Linked DNA regions of Mus musculus: region 2 is linked to region 1. The links are chromatin loops, found by intact Hi-C in ENCODE. Cell type or tissue: left cerebral cortex. All regions are shown on one strand. Each heading gives the region's core, and the rest is flanking DNA. Links, peaks and the distances in the headings are about the cores only.

Evidence for each region. Hi-C counts contacts between places; a loop is a spot of excess contacts. Peaks named below come from ENCODE experiments on the same cell type or tissue, not always from the same donor. Only the 100,000 strongest peaks of a DNase experiment are listed, where the experiment ranks them.
Region 2: a loop joins it to region 1, with 2.5 times the contacts of the local background. A loop is called at or near these places in 2 of 42 quality-filtered maps.

What each region holds. Positions count from the first base shown.
Region 1 is chr1:74,583,912-74,592,913 of GRCm38, forward strand. Zfp142 (zinc finger protein 142) reads right to left here and starts at 4,117. Exons shown (of 9, transcript NM_001310668.1): 1 at 3,653-4,117; 2 at 1,473-1,786. The coding sequence starts at 1,752. Bcs1l (BCS1-like (yeast)) reads left to right here and starts at 4,378. Exons shown (of 8, transcript NM_001305652.1): 1 at 4,378-4,482; 2 at 5,575-5,967; 3 at 6,049-6,188; 4 at 6,354-6,548; 5 at 6,760-6,823; 6 at 7,049-7,218; 7 at 7,678-7,795; 8 at 7,911-8,532. The coding sequence starts at 5,648. The coding sequence ends at 8,160. In left cerebral cortex, for the core only: a CTCF peak has its summit at 4,285; DNase peaks (open chromatin) are centred at 1,311, 3,165, 3,785, 4,298 and 2 more places; H3K4me3 peaks cover 3,208 bases; H3K27ac peaks cover 2,509 bases.
Region 2 is chr1:74,281,991-74,290,992 of GRCm38, forward strand. It overlaps Aamp (angio-associated migratory protein), which reads right to left and starts at 2,748. Exons shown (of 11, transcript NM_146110.3): 1 at 2,513-2,748; 2 at 1,896-2,051; 3 at 1,104-1,223; 4 at 421-560; 5 at 37-181. The coding sequence starts at 2,633. Pnkd (paroxysmal nonkinesiogenic dyskinesia) reads left to right here and starts at 3,044. Exons shown (of 10, transcript NM_001039509.1): 1 at 3,044-3,147; 2 at 3,852-4,020. The coding sequence starts at 3,081. It overlaps Tmbim1 (transmembrane BAX inhibitor motif containing 1), which reads right to left. Exons shown (of 12, transcript NM_027154.5): 10 at 8,762-8,857; 11 at 7,881-7,934; 12 at 6,257-7,528. The coding sequence ends at 7,382. It overlaps Gm28364 (predicted gene 28364), which reads left to right. Exons shown (of 2, transcript NR_168296.1): 2 at 1-724. In left cerebral cortex, for the core only: CTCF peaks have their summits at 2,711, 2,913 and 5,434; DNase peaks (open chromatin) are centred at 1,832, 2,319, 2,882, 3,387 and 4 more places; H3K4me3 peaks cover 2,248 bases; H3K27ac peaks cover 1,138 bases.

The DNA of each region.
Region 1 (9,002 bases), core at 680-8,679:
AATAAACCCCAGTCCTCTGCAAGAAATTAAAAAAAAAACAACAAAAAACAACTTAGTTTTTAACAAAATTGAGAAGCGAAAAATAGCTTCTATTTTGTAACTATATGAAATGAAGCATTCTTCCATAAGGCTATTGTTTCTCTTTATTTCTTCTTTGTGAACTACATATAGGCATTCATATTCATTCATTCATTCATTCATTCATTCATTCATTCATTCATTCATTCTCTCTCTTCTCAAGACATCTTACTGTGTAGCCCTGACTGGCCTAGAATTCACTATGTAGACCTCTGGCTCAGAACATGCAGAAATCCTCCTCAGTCCTAGAATTAGAGGTGTGCACCACCACATCTAGCTTAAAAAAACAAAGCTAAACTAAAACTAAAACCAAAAACAGTTAACTCTTAAAATTTAAAAAAACTAGCTTTTTAAAATTTTTTACTTAAAAAAAAAAAAACCCACTCATTTATATAAAATGTGTATATACAACATGCACATGTGGAGGTCAGAGGACAACTCATAGTAGTCGGTTCTCTCCTTTCACAACGTGGGCTCTAGGGACTAAACACAAGTCATCCTGCTTAGTGGCAAATGTCCTTATTCACTAAGGCATCTTGCCAGGCCCTAAACTTGCTTATGTTAAAATGTTTCTGTTCTTCATTTTTGAGACAGGGCCCCAGTATGTAACACTGGCTGGTCTTGAACTCACAGAGATTGGCCACCCTCTGTCTTTTAAGTACTGGGATTAAAAGCGCAAACCAATACATAGTCCATTTATGCTCTCTCTTTACCCCCAGAGAGAAGTGTAGAACTCTTACATGGTCTAATTACCTAATTTCCCCCAGCATTCTTTGCTATTATCTTACACTGTCAGAAGACAAAGCTTAAAACTGTAACTGAGAGATAGCAGTTAAAACACGGAGTTTGATAAAAATGAAAGTTTTAGATGTACAGAGAATAAAGAGAAACTTCCTACTGGATTAAATAATATGCCCTCCCTCTTAACAGCATGCCCTGGGTGTATGCTATACATACACAGGAGACTTGAGCAAGGAAACAGCACTTTCTTCTGGAAAGCCTTGCCAAACTCAGGATGGTTGAAGAGGCTGGGCCTCTGGCCTAACCCTTGGCTGGCTTAGGGTCAGTACAGAAGAAAGCCTCCCCAAGGACTGTAAGAGCAAGGACAAGCCAAACTGGCAGGGGTGTCAAAAAGGTTTCTTGTTCTGGATTACTGCCCAGCAGACACAAAACTCTTTTGGGATAAACTTTGCCAAGTTTGTTACAAGGCTGTATGTACCTTGCCAGCCTTCCATCAACATGCACCAACTGCAAACCAAATTATAGCATCTCAGGGTGTAAAAATAGCATGCTACCTTGTGTTCTCATCACATTCAAAGACAAGGACCAAAAATAGCACAGATGAAAAAACTCAAGGCGGTGTCCCACTGGCCTGGTAGCAACTATGTTTGTACCTGAGGTCTCTTCAGGAGCTCCTGGGGACAGAGTTCCAGTTACTGCTTCCACAATGATCTCCATGTTCCCTGGACCCTCTTCAGTAGCTGTGGCCTCTACCAGCAGGCAGCCTGGGTCAGCAGGCAAAGGTGCAAGCTCCCCAGAAGCACAGGTATTCTGGACAGGGCCCAGGATTCCATGGTTTGAGAGAGGTGGGGGAATCAACAATAGTTCAGAGCACAGTCCATCCATCTCCCCAGTGCCATTAGCCAGCTGGGATGCCAACACAGGGTCTGTCATTATCACTGATTTGTGTGCTGTGGTCTCCTAAATGCTGACAAACCAGAAAAAAAAAAAAAAAGCTATATGTACATATATATATATATATATATATACACACACACAGTTAGAACTCTTAATTTCTCTTAAGCTGGCCCACACATTTAATCATTTCCTTCTATAGCAACATGCCACACTTTATTATTCTAAACATTTTCAAAACAACATTCAATACAAAAATATGAGATTAAAAGTCAGAATTAGTAGAGAACCAACAAGCTGAGGCTGACTAAATTAAAGATTACAGGTTCTGGTTCCTGCAAAGTAACCCTGGCAACAAAACTGAGTGGGGTCAAAGGCTCTCTCTCTTACTACTCGATGGTCTCATTATTCCTCAGTATAGATATGATACGATTCCTTCACTTATGGTCCTCATTGACCTACCTCCCCAGGCATCCCTCCCACTCTGCCCTCCTAACCTGATGATCTGCCATTCTCTGACTCACTTTTTTGCTTACAGACCCTTCTACTTTCTCACCCCTCCCATTCAACCCATCAAAATCTCTTGTCTAGCTAGTCAGATACTCCTTAAGAAAACAAACATTTCTGCTATGAGTGTGTCCTAACATTCTTAATTTTCTCTTTTCTGTTGTCCTGAAAGCCTTTGTATGTAGTTCTGTCAGAAACCACACTGTGCTGTTGTTTCTCTATCAATCTCCCTTCCTAGATGTATAGTTCAGCTGTCCAGAAAATGGTGGTGGACTCCCTGAAGCTGGGGTGCTTGTCAGACACCTGATTTGGGGGGCTGAAAACTGAACTCAGGCTCTCAGAAAGAGCAGCATTTACTCTTAACCACTGAGCCATTTCTCTAGTCTCACACTTTTTAAAAAATGTGTTGTTAGGGATCAAACCCAGGGCTTTGTGCATGCCAGGCAAGCACTGTACAAATGATCTATCCCAATACTGAATGTGGAGCTTTGAGGAGTTTATTGGCATTTTTCACTTCACTGGACCCTAAGCATCAACAAGCTAGGTAAGTTAGACAAAATGGAAATTCTAGTGGACCAGCTGAGTTGCAGTAAACCCAGATCTTTTAAACTAAGGTATCAAGCCAGTGGTTCCTCAAATACAAGGTAAATTTCCAATTCACTAACTTACTAAAGCCTCCAGTGGGAACACAACTGAGAAACAAAGGTATTAAACTGCATGTCCTGTTCAACTCGACTGAAATAAATGAGATAATCTTTTTAAACTTCCAGGACTCAGGAGGCAAAGGCAGGCAGGTATCTGTGAATTTGAGGCCAGCCTGGTCTACATAGTGAGTTCCAGGACAGAGCTAAACAGTGAGGCCCTGTTTCAAACAAAACTGGGTCACTGAGTATGTGCCAGGTGAGAGTGGCTAGTTCTCATTCTACAGAATCCCTCCACGTAAAAACAGCACGAGGGCTGTAGGGATGGCGCAGTGATGAAGAGCACTGACTGCTCTTCCAGAGGTCCTGGGTTCAATTCCCAGCAACCACATGGTGGCTCGCAACTATCTGTTAATAGGATCCGATGCCCTTTCTCCTGTGTCTGAAGAAAGCAACCGTGTACTCACATACATAAAATAAACAAATATGTCTTTAAAAAGCATAACAGCAGGAACAGACAGCAATTCAAGAAGGAGGCAGGGAAGTGCACTTCCGTGGTCAGCGAGGCTTTTTGGAAATCACAGCCCCCACGGACTACTAATTATTGCTGCTCTAGGCGGTCTTCCAGCCCATCACATGGCCTCAGGAAGATGCGGGGGAGGAGGTAGGAGAGAGCCAGAAAGAAGTAACGTGCTTTTGAGACTGGAGAAGCAAGGGATACCGAAGCCTGGGGAACAAGGCAACCCTGCGTAGGCACCTCAGTTCCCACGCGCCTCTGGGCTTTGACTCACCGTGTAGCCTTGAGTCGATGCACTTGCCTCGCTTCTCAGGACCTCAGCTTTCCTGTCTGTAAAGTGGAGGCGGCGGCGACGACAGCTTTTACACTGTGGGGCGACAGCCAAGTCACGAGATACAGCGGAGGAGAAAGGCGTTTTGGAACCTGCAAGGCTTGGGATGATGCATCGTCACGGTTCTGGTCCTGAGGAGAGGCAGCGGATACCCGGGCGGGGCCCGGAGCTGTGACGCGACTGAGACGCCCGAGTCCAGCAGAGATGCGCCCGCGCCCCTCTCACCGGCGCGCTCCCCGCAGCACCTCCTCCCGCGGGCTCCACCTCCAGGGCCCACTCAAGCTGGAGCTAGAGAAACTTTTACCTTCAGCTCACAGCGCCCGCACTTCCCCTGGTTCCCGCCGACAGCCGCTCTCTCACCTCCTACCCGTGGGCTGGCGGGAGCTGCATCTCTATGGTCCGACTGGGACTGGAGTGGCTCCTCGGGGGCCTTTGATGTGGCCGCCCCCGGCCCAGGCGCCTCTAGGAATCTGACGTGTGGCAGCCACTCTGTCTCTCTTCAAGGCCCGTGCTACTCTATGGTTTCCCCTCTATGTCCTTGAGTACCCCCCTTCTGAAGCCCCAAAGCGGAACCATCGAGAATTGCAGGGAAGAGTGGCAAGGACTCCGTGGTGGGTGTGGCCGGAAGTAGATGCAGCAGTCCGGGGCGGGACTAGCGGCGCTGCCTCTTCGTAGGCCCGGCGAAACCATCGAGTGTGAGGGCCAGAGAGTCATGGAGGGAAGGGGGCGGAGTGACAGATTTCTCTCTCCCACGTTCCTGGAAGCGCGAGCAGGTCTGTGTATAGGGTGTCCGGGAGTCAGCTGCTGTGTGTCAGGGTTCGGGAGCCGGGGGCCAGGAGATCTTCGTCAGCGGCTCTCCATGCAAAGGTGCTTTGGAATTCTGGATCACAGCTCCGAGCCTTAGCGGAGGTCACGGCTGTCAATTCACCAGTGGGCCGGTGTGCCAGGCAGAGGAGTGGCAGTGGAGAAGTGTTGCAAGGAGAGGTGTTCTGGAAATAATTGCCATTTTGTCCCCTTAGGCATTGTCTTAAGTTAGGCTTAGTCACATCTTAATTGGGTTGAATTTGAAAAAGGCTCCAAAAAAAAAAAAAAAGAAAAAGAAAAAGGCTCCGTGGAAGAAGTAGACTATATGATCTCAATGAAAAAGAATGCCTAGAATAAAGGGGTGGGGGTCATTCGGTACCAACAGAACTGAGAGAGCTAGAAGTAGGTAGTGATTTGCTAGTAAAGGTACGCATTCTAATGTAGGCATCCCTGCGTATCCGGCTGTGGTATTTGAACCCAATGGGAGCAAGGCACCAAGGGTGCTGGAATACAAGTGACAGAATTGTAGCGTGTCTGGGATTGGTGGGTTTGGATGATGCAGGTGCTGAAGGTCCATTCAAATATCACCTCAAGAACCAAAATAACTTGCAAGAAATAGTTTAGGTGAGAAGTAATAAATGTCTGTACAGGACATTAGGAACGGGGTGTAAGGGAGAGGATATTTGAAAGACATTTCTGATGGTAAGGCATGTGGTCATTGACAGAGCAATGGAAAAATCACCTTTGCCGATTCCATTCAGTGGGGACCCTTCTGTCTAGCTCTTGCCAGGGACCAGAGTCTTGCCTTTCTAGTATCCTGATGTGGAGCTGGGTACATTGCTTTTTGGAATTGAGAAACTCTCCAAAATGGCCTTCTGGCAAAAGGTCTAACTGAAGAGCAAAATGGATTGAAGAGCCTGGGGTGTTTGCTGTGGCATTCCAACACCATTCCTACTCCACTGAAACACAGTCCTGCTGACCTGTCCATCTTGCTTCTGTGGGAGGGAGCGGAGCAAGATTGACTGGTCTAGTTTCTATACTAGTCTTATGCTTTCTTCCAGTTCTGCTACAATCCATCCCTCGGTTTTGACAGTGCCTCAGAGCCTATAAGCATCTGTGCTGCTTCTTTTCAAGATGCCATTTTCAGACTTTGTTCTGGCCCTTAAAGACAATCCCTACTTTGGGGCTGGATTTGGGCTGGTAGGTGTGGGTACGGCTCTGGCTATGGCCCGGAAAGGAGCCCAGTTGGGTCTAGTGGCATTCCGGCGCCATTACATGATCACACTGGAAGTCCCTGCCAGAGACAGAAGCTATGCCTGGTTGCTTAGCTGGCTTACCCGACACAGCACCCGCACTCAGCACCTCAGTGTTGAAACCTCATACCTTCAGCATGAAAGTGGCCGGATCTCCACCAAGTTTGAATTTATCCCCAGCCCTGGAAACCACTTCATTTGGTAAGATAGGAAACTAGGTAGGGCTCTGAGGAGAGGGTGGATCGATGGAGGAAATTGGGTCACTTTGACAATTTTATTCAGGTATCAGGGAAAATGGATCCGGGTAGAACGAAACCGAGACATGCAGATGGTAGACTTGCAAACAGGGACTCCTTGGGAATCTGTCACCTTCACGGCCCTGGGCACTGACCGAAAGGTTTTCTTCAACATCCTGGAAGAAGGTATGAGATGGGACAGGCAGGCTATCAAAGTGGGGAGGTTGGGCATCTGCTGCTTGGAGAGGAGGAATAAGGATCCGAGTCCTTGGGAGAAGGGTACCAGGTCAGAGCTCTACCTGACTGAAGCATCAGCATGATCAAGGGACTGTTTTACTTCCTTGCTCCCAGCTCGAGCACTGGCCCTGCAGCAGGAGGAAGGGAAGACTGTGATGTACACAGCTGTGGGGTCTGAATGGCGTACCTTTGGTTATCCGCGCCGACGTCGGCCACTGGATTCTGTAGTCCTACAGCAGGGTCTGGCTGACCGAATTGTCAAAGATATCCGGGAATTTATTGATAACCCCAAGTGGTACATTGACAGAGGTAAGCAGCAGCTGGAATCTAGCCGAGTTTGTAGCCAGGTGAAGTTACAGGAAATTCTAGCTCAGGTGAAAGGGAAAGAAAGCTCGTCTATGAGAATATCTTTTCTGCCTCTAGGACCACTAGCAGGGAATGGAGCTGAGGGTAGATGTGGACACCTGGGCCAGAGTACATGATTCACTGTAGGTCTTGTTTATCCTGGTTATATCCCTAGGCATTCCCTACAGACGTGGCTACCTTCTTTATGGGCCCCCTGGTTGTGGAAAGAGCAGTTTTATGTGAGTAGTCAAATTTTCTTGACTTTGAGTAACAGCCTTTGCAGAAAAACTGGGCTGAAATTATTAGAAGAGGAATGAATCTGGGAAGCAAGGATCAGGATAAACATGAGATCCATAGATATATATCAAGTGAGTGGTATAGGAAACAGGCCTTTGCAGCCTACCTCCTAGGACTCCCGAAGTCTTCAGGTTGCCTAGGACCTCCTTCCATGTCACTGTCCACAGAACAGCCCTGGCTGGAGAACTGGAACACAGCATCTGCCTGCTCAGCCTCACAGACTCTAGCCTCTCAGATGACCGGCTCAACCATCTACTGAGTGTAGCACCACAGCAGAGCTTGGTGCTCCTGGAAGATGTGGATGCTGCTTTTCTCAGTAGAGACTTGGCTGTGGAGAGTAAGTGTGGATGCTGGAGATGGGAAATCTTTTGTTTTTAGTTTAGTGTGCATGTGTGTGCAGGTGCACGTATGTGGAGGTTGGAGAACAATTTGAAGGCAGCTCTCACCTTGCACCCTTTGTCTCTCTCTTGTTGCCCTACTCCTGTCACTGCTTTCAACGTGCCTTAATATTTAGGTATGTGCCACCAGAAGCCACTGCATCCAGCAATTTACTTGGATTCTGAGATCACACTTGGGTCTTCGGGCTTGTGTAGCTGTTTGTCTGTTTTAACCACAGAGCTATTTTCCTGACCCAGGGAAGTAGTTATTTAAGACACTGAGGGCCAGAAGTAAACAAGGAACATTTTTGGAGGCCTAAGTCATCAACAAGAAATACTGATAAATAAGGAGTTGAAGTGGGGGCTTAGGGCACGATTTTAACTGAGACATGACTTCTCACATTCCTGTTATCCTCTAGACCCTATAAAGTACCAAGGACTAGGCCGCCTCACCTTCAGTGGACTGCTTAATGCTTTGGATGGTGTAGCCTCCACTGAAGCACGAATTGTGTTCATGACCACCAACTACATTGACAGGTAAGGAGACAGGAAGGCAAAACTTCACACCTAGGCCGTGGGAGAGTTGGTGGGTTGAGGAGACCATCTCAGGAGCTAGCAGGACTGCTGGCTGTCACTGTGCTTTTCCTCTTAGGCTGGATCCTGCCCTCATACGTCCCGGGCGAGTAGATCTGAAGGAGTATGTGGGCTACTGCTCACACTGGCAGCTGACCCAGATGTTCCAGAGGTTCTATCCAGGGCAAGCACCTTCTTTGGCTGAGAACTTTGCTGAACATGTCCTTAAAGCTACATCTGAGATTAGTCCTGCCCAGGTGCAAGGCTACTTCATGCTGTATAAAAATGACCCCATGGGGGCTGTTCACAACATTGAATCTCTGAGGTGACCCACCAGGCCATGATCTGCTCTCAAAAATTCCATAAACACCTGTCACACTAATCAGGCTTGTGCCTTTCCTCCCTCCATTGCTGTGTTTGTACTTGAGAATAAAATGAGTTGCCATAGCAGGTACCTACAAGATCTACATCTACAAATGATGGGGCCATGGCCTGAGGACAGGGGAGTGAGTGTTAATGGAAAATATACATGCAATCATGAAAGGCCACCCAAATAAGATACATTGTTGCCCTGTGTTGTGGCACACAGTCCCCTCCTGCCCCCCCCCCCCCCATTGGCTTATTTGTTTTGTTTTTGAGACAGACTTCTCTGTATAGTCCTGGCTGTCCTGGAACTTGTTCTATAAATCAGGCTAAAGATCTGCCTGCCTCTGCCTTCTGAGTGCGCCACCACTGCCCAGCTTTCATATTTCTCTTTATAGTCGCCTTGATACATTTGCTTTCCCTCTTACCCCTCCTCCCTCCAACCCTTCCCATTTATTTCTCAAATGTGTGGCCTCTTATTTGTTTTACACACACACAAAATCTGTATTTCTCCTTAAGGAATTTTTAAATTAATTAATTAAATTATTCTTTAGGGCAGGGCAGTGGTGGCGCACACCTTTAATCCCAGCACTTGGGAGGCAGAGATAGGTGGGTTTCTGAGTTTGAGGCCAGCCTGGTCTACAGAGTGAGTTCCAGGACAGCCAGGGCTAAACAGAGAGACCCTGTCTCGGAAAAAAAAGAAAAAAGGAAAAAAAAATTAAGATCTGGGCTGGAGAGATGGCTCAGCAGTTAAGAGCACTGACTGCTCTTCCAGAGGTCCTGAGTTCAATTCCCAGCAACCACATGG
Region 2 (9,002 bases), core at 540-8,539, 300 kb before region 1:
CCACCTGTACCCCCAGGAAGAGATAACTGCTCTCACCATCAGGGAGGACGCGGCCACAGGTTGCAGGGCAGTTGGGGCCCTGAAAGGTCTTACAGTCACCATTCGGGACCTTCCACATCCAAGTGTTGCCATCGGCTGTGCCCGCCAACAGGACAGGAGCCCGAGGGTGCCACTCCATCCACTGATCAGAGAGGGAGGATCAGCAGGCAGGGCCTACTACCCAGCCTACCTAAGTCCATGAGCCTCATCTAAGGTGTGACCTTCTAAGGTCAGCGAGAACTTTACAGGCGAAGAGATACATTGCTAGAGCTGGGCTGCTATGGCTCTAGGCAAACTTCTCCAGGCTAGATCTGGATCCGTCTGCCGCTATCCCTCTCACTTAAGGTCCCAAAGAGTGGAAGCTCACTCCAAGGATCTCACCTCCAGGTCTCCTGCTTCAAAGGACCAGACTTCTTCCTTGGTGTCTACCTGCCATACTTTCAAAAGACCACTCATGTCCCCTGTGGCCACTAGGGTGGAATCGTGACTGAAACCAGCGCATGTCACAGAGTCTTTGTGGCCTGCAGCAAAGAGAAGTAGGCAGGTTTTAAACTCAAGTTTGCCTAAGAGATGTACCAAGTTTGAGGCCAGCCTTGCCAACATCCAAGGCCAACCCAACTATATAACCTTTAAAAAGGTGGCAAAAAAGAACATTAAAAAATACCTAAATGTTGGGGACAAGTGACCCATGCATCTAGTCACTGTTTAAAGGCAACTGAGCAGAAAAGAAAGTAGGAGGACCTCAGCAAAGAAGGGGGCCAAACTTGCTGCAGCTCCAGGGACTAGCACTCCCGTTTCCCAAGAACAGATACTACTGGCCCCACTGTTAAGCAACCAGAGCCTATCTTCTCTGTGCCTCTGTCTACTCCTACCCCAGCACCATGCTCATCTCAGCCAGCCTCTCTTGGCCTATTAGCATGTCCTGTCCAAATGCCTGCCAAACAGTTCTTCCATTGTGGGTCCCTGAATCCGGCACAAGACAGAGGCTGGTAAACGGCAGCTGGGTATTCTCAGGGGCCCCCTGCCAGGACATCCAAAGGAACACAACCTCCCCAGCCTCTCACCTGCACACTCAAAGAGCAGCTCTCCATCACCGAGCCTCCACACGAAGGCCTTGTCGTCTTCGCCCCCTGTCACTGCCAAGGTGTTGGTTTTGGGGTCCAGGCTCACACAGAACACAGACGCTGTCCCAAGACATAGTCCATGAGAATGGGGATGGAACCGGGTTCTCACCTAGAGCTCTGTCTTTCAGAACCTTCAGGAAGCACACTCCCTTTTTCCCCAAAGCCATAGCTGCTCTTTCCTGGGACAGCTGCATCCAGTTCTTGTCTGGAGCCTCAGGTTGTTAGAGAAACCCTTCCAGAGCCCACAGAGCTGTGACCTCCTCTGGAGCATAGCCCCCTGCTGTGCTGTTCCCCTTACCACGTTCTCTGAGGTGCACAGCTGACAGGACAGGCCATACCAGGCTAGGTATGAATTAAGTTATGAGAGTTTCATGAGGCTGGCATCCGAGATTATTATTAATGCCCCTTCTGGAATGTAAACTACCTTTAATTTCCACTTAGGTTACTTCCATTCACTTTCATACAAGATTTTATATATATATATATATATATATATATTTTAAAGAATACCAAGATCCAGAAAGCTAACAAAGCTGACAGACTGCTAAACAGCAGAGGTAGGATTTGAACCCAGGGGTCACACTTAACCCCAGTGCCCTATGGCCCTTCCTTTGAATATCCTGCAGGCCAAAGTAGGTGGCTTTCACTTTGGTCTCTTATAATAGCTGCCTAGGACCAACAGGCCATACTCAAAAGCCCATCTGCACTGATCTGAGATGTTCAAAGGCCTACCTGAGTGCAATGCAAAGGTGACCTCACTATCATCCGGGCCCTCCATGCTACCGACCACCCCTTCCTGGGGTTCCAAGACCCAGCCCTCGTCATTGCCCTCTTCTTCTTCTTCCTCTTCCTCAAAGTCCACGTCTTCCATCTCCTGGGCCAGATCATCTGCTTTGAGAGAAGCGTTAAAAGATGGAGCTCCAAAGATAATACAAGGAATGGGGTAAGGGTTAAAGAATGAAAAAGGTGAAGCTAGGGTGGGTCGTGTGGCCAAAGGTTAAGATGTTGTCTCACACGTACCGAGCAGGAAGAGAGCACTTGGGGGGCGGGGAGGGGGAGAGAGGCTAGGTCTGAAGATCTGGTGTTGGCCAGCGACCGTGTGGGAAGAGAGGACAGAGGGCATGATGGGAAGGGGGTGTGTGAGGGGAAGGGCTAGGGGAGGCGTCAGGGAACCCCCACCCAGCCAGGCCTAGAAACTAAAGGTGGGGGGTAGGGGAGGAGGTCTGGGAGAGAAATGTCGGTAGGAACGACCGGTAGGGAAGGGGGGAGGGGGGACTGGGGAGAAGCAGGGGTCAGAGGCCAGGGGTGAGCGCCTCTTGTCCCGTGGCCTCAGGAGCGTCAGTTCTCACCCGGGTCCGGCGGGCCTGGATCCAGCTCTACCACCTCAATGATCTCTTCATCTCCGTGAAAGCTCAGAGTCTCCAGAGGCGGGGTGTCAGCGGCCGCTCCGCTCTCCGATTCGGACTCCATGCGGCGAAAGCTACCGATCCACTTCTCTGGGCCCAAACGCCTCCCAGAGTCAGCTCTGCGCGACGACGCGGAACTCGAGCCCCTCCTCCCGGGAGGAAGTAGGCGTAGGTGACTCCCGGCCGAAAGAGCGACGGCATCCGGGCCAATGGCGACAGTGGTGGACTAACAGAGCCGCCAATCATAAGGCAGAACTAGGATGACCAGGCCGGGGCGTGGCGGGAGAGCCCAAGCTCCACCTTACATGACTCCGCCCCCAGCTGAAGGGAAACAAGCGAGCGTGCGCGCCTCCAGGGTCTCCTGGGAGGAGTAGTTCTCCGGGGCCCGCTACGCGGACTTCTGGGAAATGTAGTTTTTGCTCTGTAGGCAGGACGGAAGGCGCGGGGGAGGCCCCTTACGCAAACTACAATTCCCGACGGGGAGCGCAGTGAAGGGGGGTGGGACCCGAACATGGCGGCGGTGGTAGCTGCTACGGCGCTGAAGGGCCGGGGGGCGAGAAATGCCCGCGTCCTCCGGGGTAAGGAGAGGGACCCTCGGGAGGGCAGGGTTTTAAAAGATTCCGTTTCCTTTATATCCCACCCAGCGCGACAGCAGGAAGTCAGCATGCCAATTGCTGCCCACACCTCTCTGCAAGATCTTAGAGAGTCTGGGGGTGAAAAGATGCTCTAGAGGTCACCCAGTCCAACTCCTGCGTTTAGGTTGCGCGGCGTGTCTAGGGTCTTATTGCTAGAGAGGGTACCAAAGAAACCTTTAGACTCCCGCGCCCCAGGGGTTTCACACTCACCGCAGTGCAGAGGAAAGAGCCCTGGGCATCTGGAGGCTTGAGTTCTAGCACTGAGTAATTAGCGGTTTGACCTTGTGCGAAGCAGCTCGTCTTCGGGCTTCAGCTTCCTCTTCGACGGGATGGAGTTAGTTATCCTTAAGGATAGCTTAAGGTCCTGCAGTTTTAAAACAGTTCCCCGGATTTCCTTCATACGTATGTCTCCGGTGAGTTCCTCTGCAGTCCTTCCCAGCCTGACTTCTGAATAGAACAGCAGCGAAGCTCACTGCCTTGGCACCAGGGTGAGGAGCCCGCAGTGACGTTTAAGTAGCCTTCCAAAGGTGTCACCCGATGGCGATTTTCCCATTTCTCTTTAGATTCTTCACTGCACTTGTTACTCCAGACTGCAGTCACTCCCCTTCCTCATCTCCCATACTGACATGCCATACTTTCATTCACAGGGATCCTCTCTGGAGCCACAGCTAACAAGGCTTCCCAGAACAGGACCAGAGCACTGCAGAGCCACAGCTCACCAGAATGCAAGGAGGAGCCCGAGCCCCTCTCCCCTGAGCTAGAATACATTCCCAGAAAGAGGGGCAAGAACCCCATGAAAGCCGTGGGGCTAGCCTGGTGAGTTTAACTGCTCCCTTTGCCTACCAGTGGGGAGTGCATTGAAAGGTGTGGGGACCTAGAAACTTCTCTGAAATGCGGGTGGAGAGCTGAATCCAAGGGAAGGAAATTGCTGGAGTCAAGGGATGGACTCTCAGAAGGGGGGGGGGGGCTAGGGTGGAAAAATATGTAAAATTGGGGGATAGTGGCTTTTCTGTGGAGCAAATTGAGCTGATCTGATTTGAATTTGAGTCACTGGATTCATCCTTCCCTTTGGGAGCAGGGGTCACATTCCAATCCCAGTAATTAAGTGTCAGATTGCGTTGTGTAGAAGCTAGACGTGTTTCTGTGAATTCTGTGGATCTGATTCTGGCCTTAATACATATTACTGATTATCACTCACTAAAGTAAAAGGAAGGGAAATTAACATTTTTTTCCATCCAATGTCTGAGGTATGACAATACTTTGCCATATAACGTTTGAAGCTTTCTGAGGTAAACCTTGCATTTCCATCCCTCCAAGGAGGGAACAGAGGCTCCCAGCTGTGATTGTCACCAGCTCTTGTGGCTTCCTGTTCTTTGGCCCTTACCAATGCCCTCTTTCAGTTGTAGCTGCTAAGACTGAGAGTTGGTCGATGTACCTTAGTGGTTGTGCACAAGCTTAACACCATAAAGAAAAATAAAGAGGTCTGGCACGGGACATGAGACAGTGTATGCAGGGAGGTCCTTTGCTAACTCAGAGCAAGCCTGGGCTACTTAGGCTATCACACAGAAGCATTCAACACAAGTGAAGAGACTCATGAATATCAGCCGTCAGAGGAGAAATGAAGAGGTAGGTAGGACCACACTGGGCTTTGAGTACTATGCCTAGGAGTTTGGAGTTGGCTAGGATGTAATAGAGCACTATTACGGTTGTCTAAAGCAGGCAGCAGCAGGAGGCTCTGGTTTGTGGGGTCCCTCCAGCACTCAGCACAAAGGACAGGTAGACGTAAGATGTCTCACCACAGCATTTGTACAAGTGACAAAGCTGGCCTGATTCTTCTAGCTCCTCTGGCTCAGTGCCAGTCCCTGCCCAAACCCGGTACACATCTCCCCATCCCTAGGGCCATCGGCTTCCCCTGTGGTATCCTCTTCTTCGTCCTCACCAAGCAGGAAGTGGACAAGGACCGATTGAAGCAGATGAAAGCTCGTCAGAACATGCGGGTGTCCAACACGGGCGAGTATGAGAGCCAGAGGTTCAGGGCTTCACCCCAACAAGCCCAGTTCCCTGAGGTTGGGTCTGGGGCCCAGACCTGAGTGAGGATCACTGCAACCTTGTGCTAGACTATTGACTGCCGTCTTGTGTGGCCATGGCTCCTGAGGCCCACCAGAGGGCGCAGGATGCCCAAGCTGCTGCCAGCACCCAACTCTTCCACACCGTGGAAGGAGCCAAATGCAAATAAAGTTATTAAGTACTGACACGGAAAGGAGGCCAGGTTGAATTTGTAAGTTCCCAGGAGGGGCGGGTCAGAGTGGAAATAGCTGCTCATTCCCTGTTCCCTCACTGACCCATCTGTGTTCCCAGATGGCTGACGGAGCCACGGCAAGCCTAGGAGCAGGCTCTGGAGACCCAAGTCTTAGAGCCACTAGTTAGGAGGGTAGCTACCCATTGCAGCTGAAACTGGTTAAAATTAGTCAGGCGTACTGGTTAAAATTAGTCAGGCGTGGACATCTTTAATCTCAGCACTCAGGAAGCAGAGGCAGGTGGATCTCTGAGTTTGAGGCCAGGGTTCCAAGACAGCCAGAGCAAAATAATAAAGAGACCTTGCCCCCCCAAACAAAAGAAACCAAAAATCAAATGTAGCATTCAGGATGTGGAAGAAAATTTAAAATTAAAAAAGAAAAAAAAAAGTGCATCTAAATATGTCAACCTCTCTGGGCCATGTTTTCCTCCTTTGTAAGAGAAACTAGTTTCCAAGAGATTCTAAAGCTATGGTCTAGCCCCTTTCCTATAAAGATGGAGCTTCCCGGGGGAGTTAAAGCTAGGCAAGTTTTACAGAGGGTTCATGGCATACACGTGATCCTGCGGGGTGGCTGAGAAGCCCCTTCTGGAGCCAGTGCTCCTGGAGCCAGTGCTGCAGACTTGAGCTCCGTTCCTCAGGCAGCTTTTACCATTGCAGCAGCCTGTCTCACCCACCACCAAGAACTGTTCAGGAAAGTCTTTCTTCCAAATACTGGGTTCCCACCTTAGAGTTAAGAAAGCCACAGCAACTCAAGGGTCTTCCTGCCAAACATAAAACTTTATTACATTTCTAGTTGTGTCCCTCTGTGATATATTCAGAATCAAGTACTGGACAGAATAGCTCTAACTATGTCCTTGGGCTAGTAAGGTTTCTACCCCACCTGATAAACCGGCTTCTGTTCCCATCCTGGTACCAGCCGGAGGAGGCACTTGGATTACATAGAAAGCAGCAGCTGGCTTGAAGAGGGGGTTTTAGTCTGAAATCTCCCAATGGGAATACAGAACAGATTGAACTTGTGTACCAGAGTAGACTTCAGTGTTTCTCAGACCAGAGAGGGCACCCAAGGCGCTTTCCCTGTCCCCACTTATCTCTCACCCAGACTGCTTCCCAGCCACACCCAGAATCCCACAATCCACCTCTGTGTGTCAGAGCAAAATAGGAGGTCCCTCTAGGTCCGATTTTAAAAGCCTCAGAAGGCCCCAAGGCACTTTGGGTCTGGATGGTAGCCAGGCTGGGCGCCAGGCAGGGTGGATGCCATTCTGGTTTAGCCCCCATACTGATGAAACTCTGCTCACTGTCTTTTTTCCCCTAGCCAGATAAATAACTGATACATGTTACTGGAAGATGGGGTTGGAACAGAGAGACCCCAGGGCACAGATCTCTTCTAGCTTCTAAAGCTAAGAGATGCCAAGCCTAAAGAGTTCAGACAGCATAAGTGGCCTATGAGCACTGGAGCTGGAGGCAAAGCATCTGGCTTTATTGGATCCAGGAGGGAGACAGCTCCAGCTCCTAGCCTAGAACCCTGTGGCCGAGGTGGGAGGGGAGCCTCTTCCCCTCAGAGCTCCTGTGTTCACAGGCTCCCTACTCCCCTACACACACCCACACACACCCACCCACACACACACACAGAGTTTGGTGCATACTCGTCATGGGTAAAGGGAAGGAGATACACCTTCAGACTAGTTCTTACCAAGCCCACCAAGGGCTAAGAGGTGCCAGTGATCCCAGCATCATGGCTCTCACTGAACACAGCCAGAGGTCCTCCCATCCCCAGGACGGAGAGGAAACTGAGCAGATTACTTGAGGGGAGACGGGACCTAGGGCCCAGCCCAATAGGAAAGGGTGAGTCCCAGGCCAGTGAAAGGGACATCTCTCTTTCTCTCAGTCTCTACTTCCTACGAGCTGGAGCACGAACGTGAAGATATAGACTATATCTGTGTAGATCTGTAGGGCGCCTGTGATGTAGTCCTCCGGGCTGATGGTGTGCTTCCGGTTCCCCAGGACCAGCTGTGTGTCATAAGCCAGGAACTGCAGGGAAACCAGACATGAGTGCCAAGGAGCTCAGTGTCCAGGGTTCACTTCCTGTCAGCACGATGTCCTGAGAGCCCTGGGCCAGCCATATAGCTCACTAATGGAGTCAGTCACTAGGGAGGAGTGTGCTTTTTACATGGTTTCTGCCATTGAGCAGTTCACTTGTCTACCAGAGACTGGCACACATCTGTTACCCAGCCAGCAATGTGAACAGAGCAAAACAGGGATGTCAGAAACTTGTAAAACACCTACATAAGAAGAGAACAATTGTCCATGGCTCCTCCCCACCTCCCAAGCTGCCTAAAAGCCACCATCTCAGCTCCCCTCCCAGAAGAGGGAACTAACTTACCAGGGTGAAACAGATGGCCCCCAGAGCTGCATAGACCATGTGGAGCCAGTAAATCTGTAAAATAGCACAGTATGGCATTAGGGAGCCACGCAGAGCATAGCCAAAGCAGGCCTTGGAGACCCAGCTGACCCTGGGACTCCAGCTAGAGAGGCAGGTAGGGAAGCTACCTCTCCAGGATCCCCATCTTGCCTCTAGATCCTGGGAGAAACTGAGATTGTAATTTATCTGCCAAAGGCTGTCCCACAATGTCCACGTTAGCCCATCAGCCCAACTGAAAGCTAGTGAAGTCCAGGAATGTCTACTGGAGGTCATGGAAACAAGACAAGCCCAGTGCATGCTGTTTGAAGAGCCTGTGACAGTGAGCTCCCAGGAGCCAGCCCATGGATGCAGCTCACTGGCTCCTACAGCCCACCTTAGATACAGTTTAGAGAAGCCTGTTGGCAACCTGCCACCCCACTCAACACTCCTGCCAAGTGCCTGTACACAGACCAGGACCAGCCATGGTGAGGGGGGGGCAGCACCTCTTGTTTTGATCCTTCCCCTCCAACCCTGTGTTCCCGCCTTAGCTGACTGGAAGCAAAGAACGCAGCAGAACCAGCAATCTCGGGGCCACTTCCATCCAGGCCCAACTTAGTCCTTCACGAAACCTGGTCTCGGCTAACCTATCAGTTCCTGTAGGAACCAAGTGGTGCTATCCAGGGCTTAAGGGGGCTGTGGTTTATCACCTGCCTGAGAGAAATCTGTTATACCCTAACCCAAAAGGATGGTATTGTGTTGGTGCCTGCACTGGCCAGTGGAGAGGTGTGTGAGCCAGAGCCCGCCCCTGCTCCACAGGAAGTCTGCTGCCTGGGTTCTGCCTACCCTTCTGGCAGGACACTCACATATTTAAAGATCAGCACTATGCTTGTGACAATTCCGGTCACCATCAGCACTATTCCCAGCACACAGAAGAGGCCTGTACACGAGGTGAAGTCCACCTAGCAGAAAGGGAGAAAGAGGCACGTCGATAACTGCCATCCTTAGCATCCCAGAGGACTGACCCTGAGCCCCAGTTGGGGAGTCCCAGTGCTGCTCTTGGGGACATGGCAGTGACAGTGATATGCTAAGGACATATATCATACA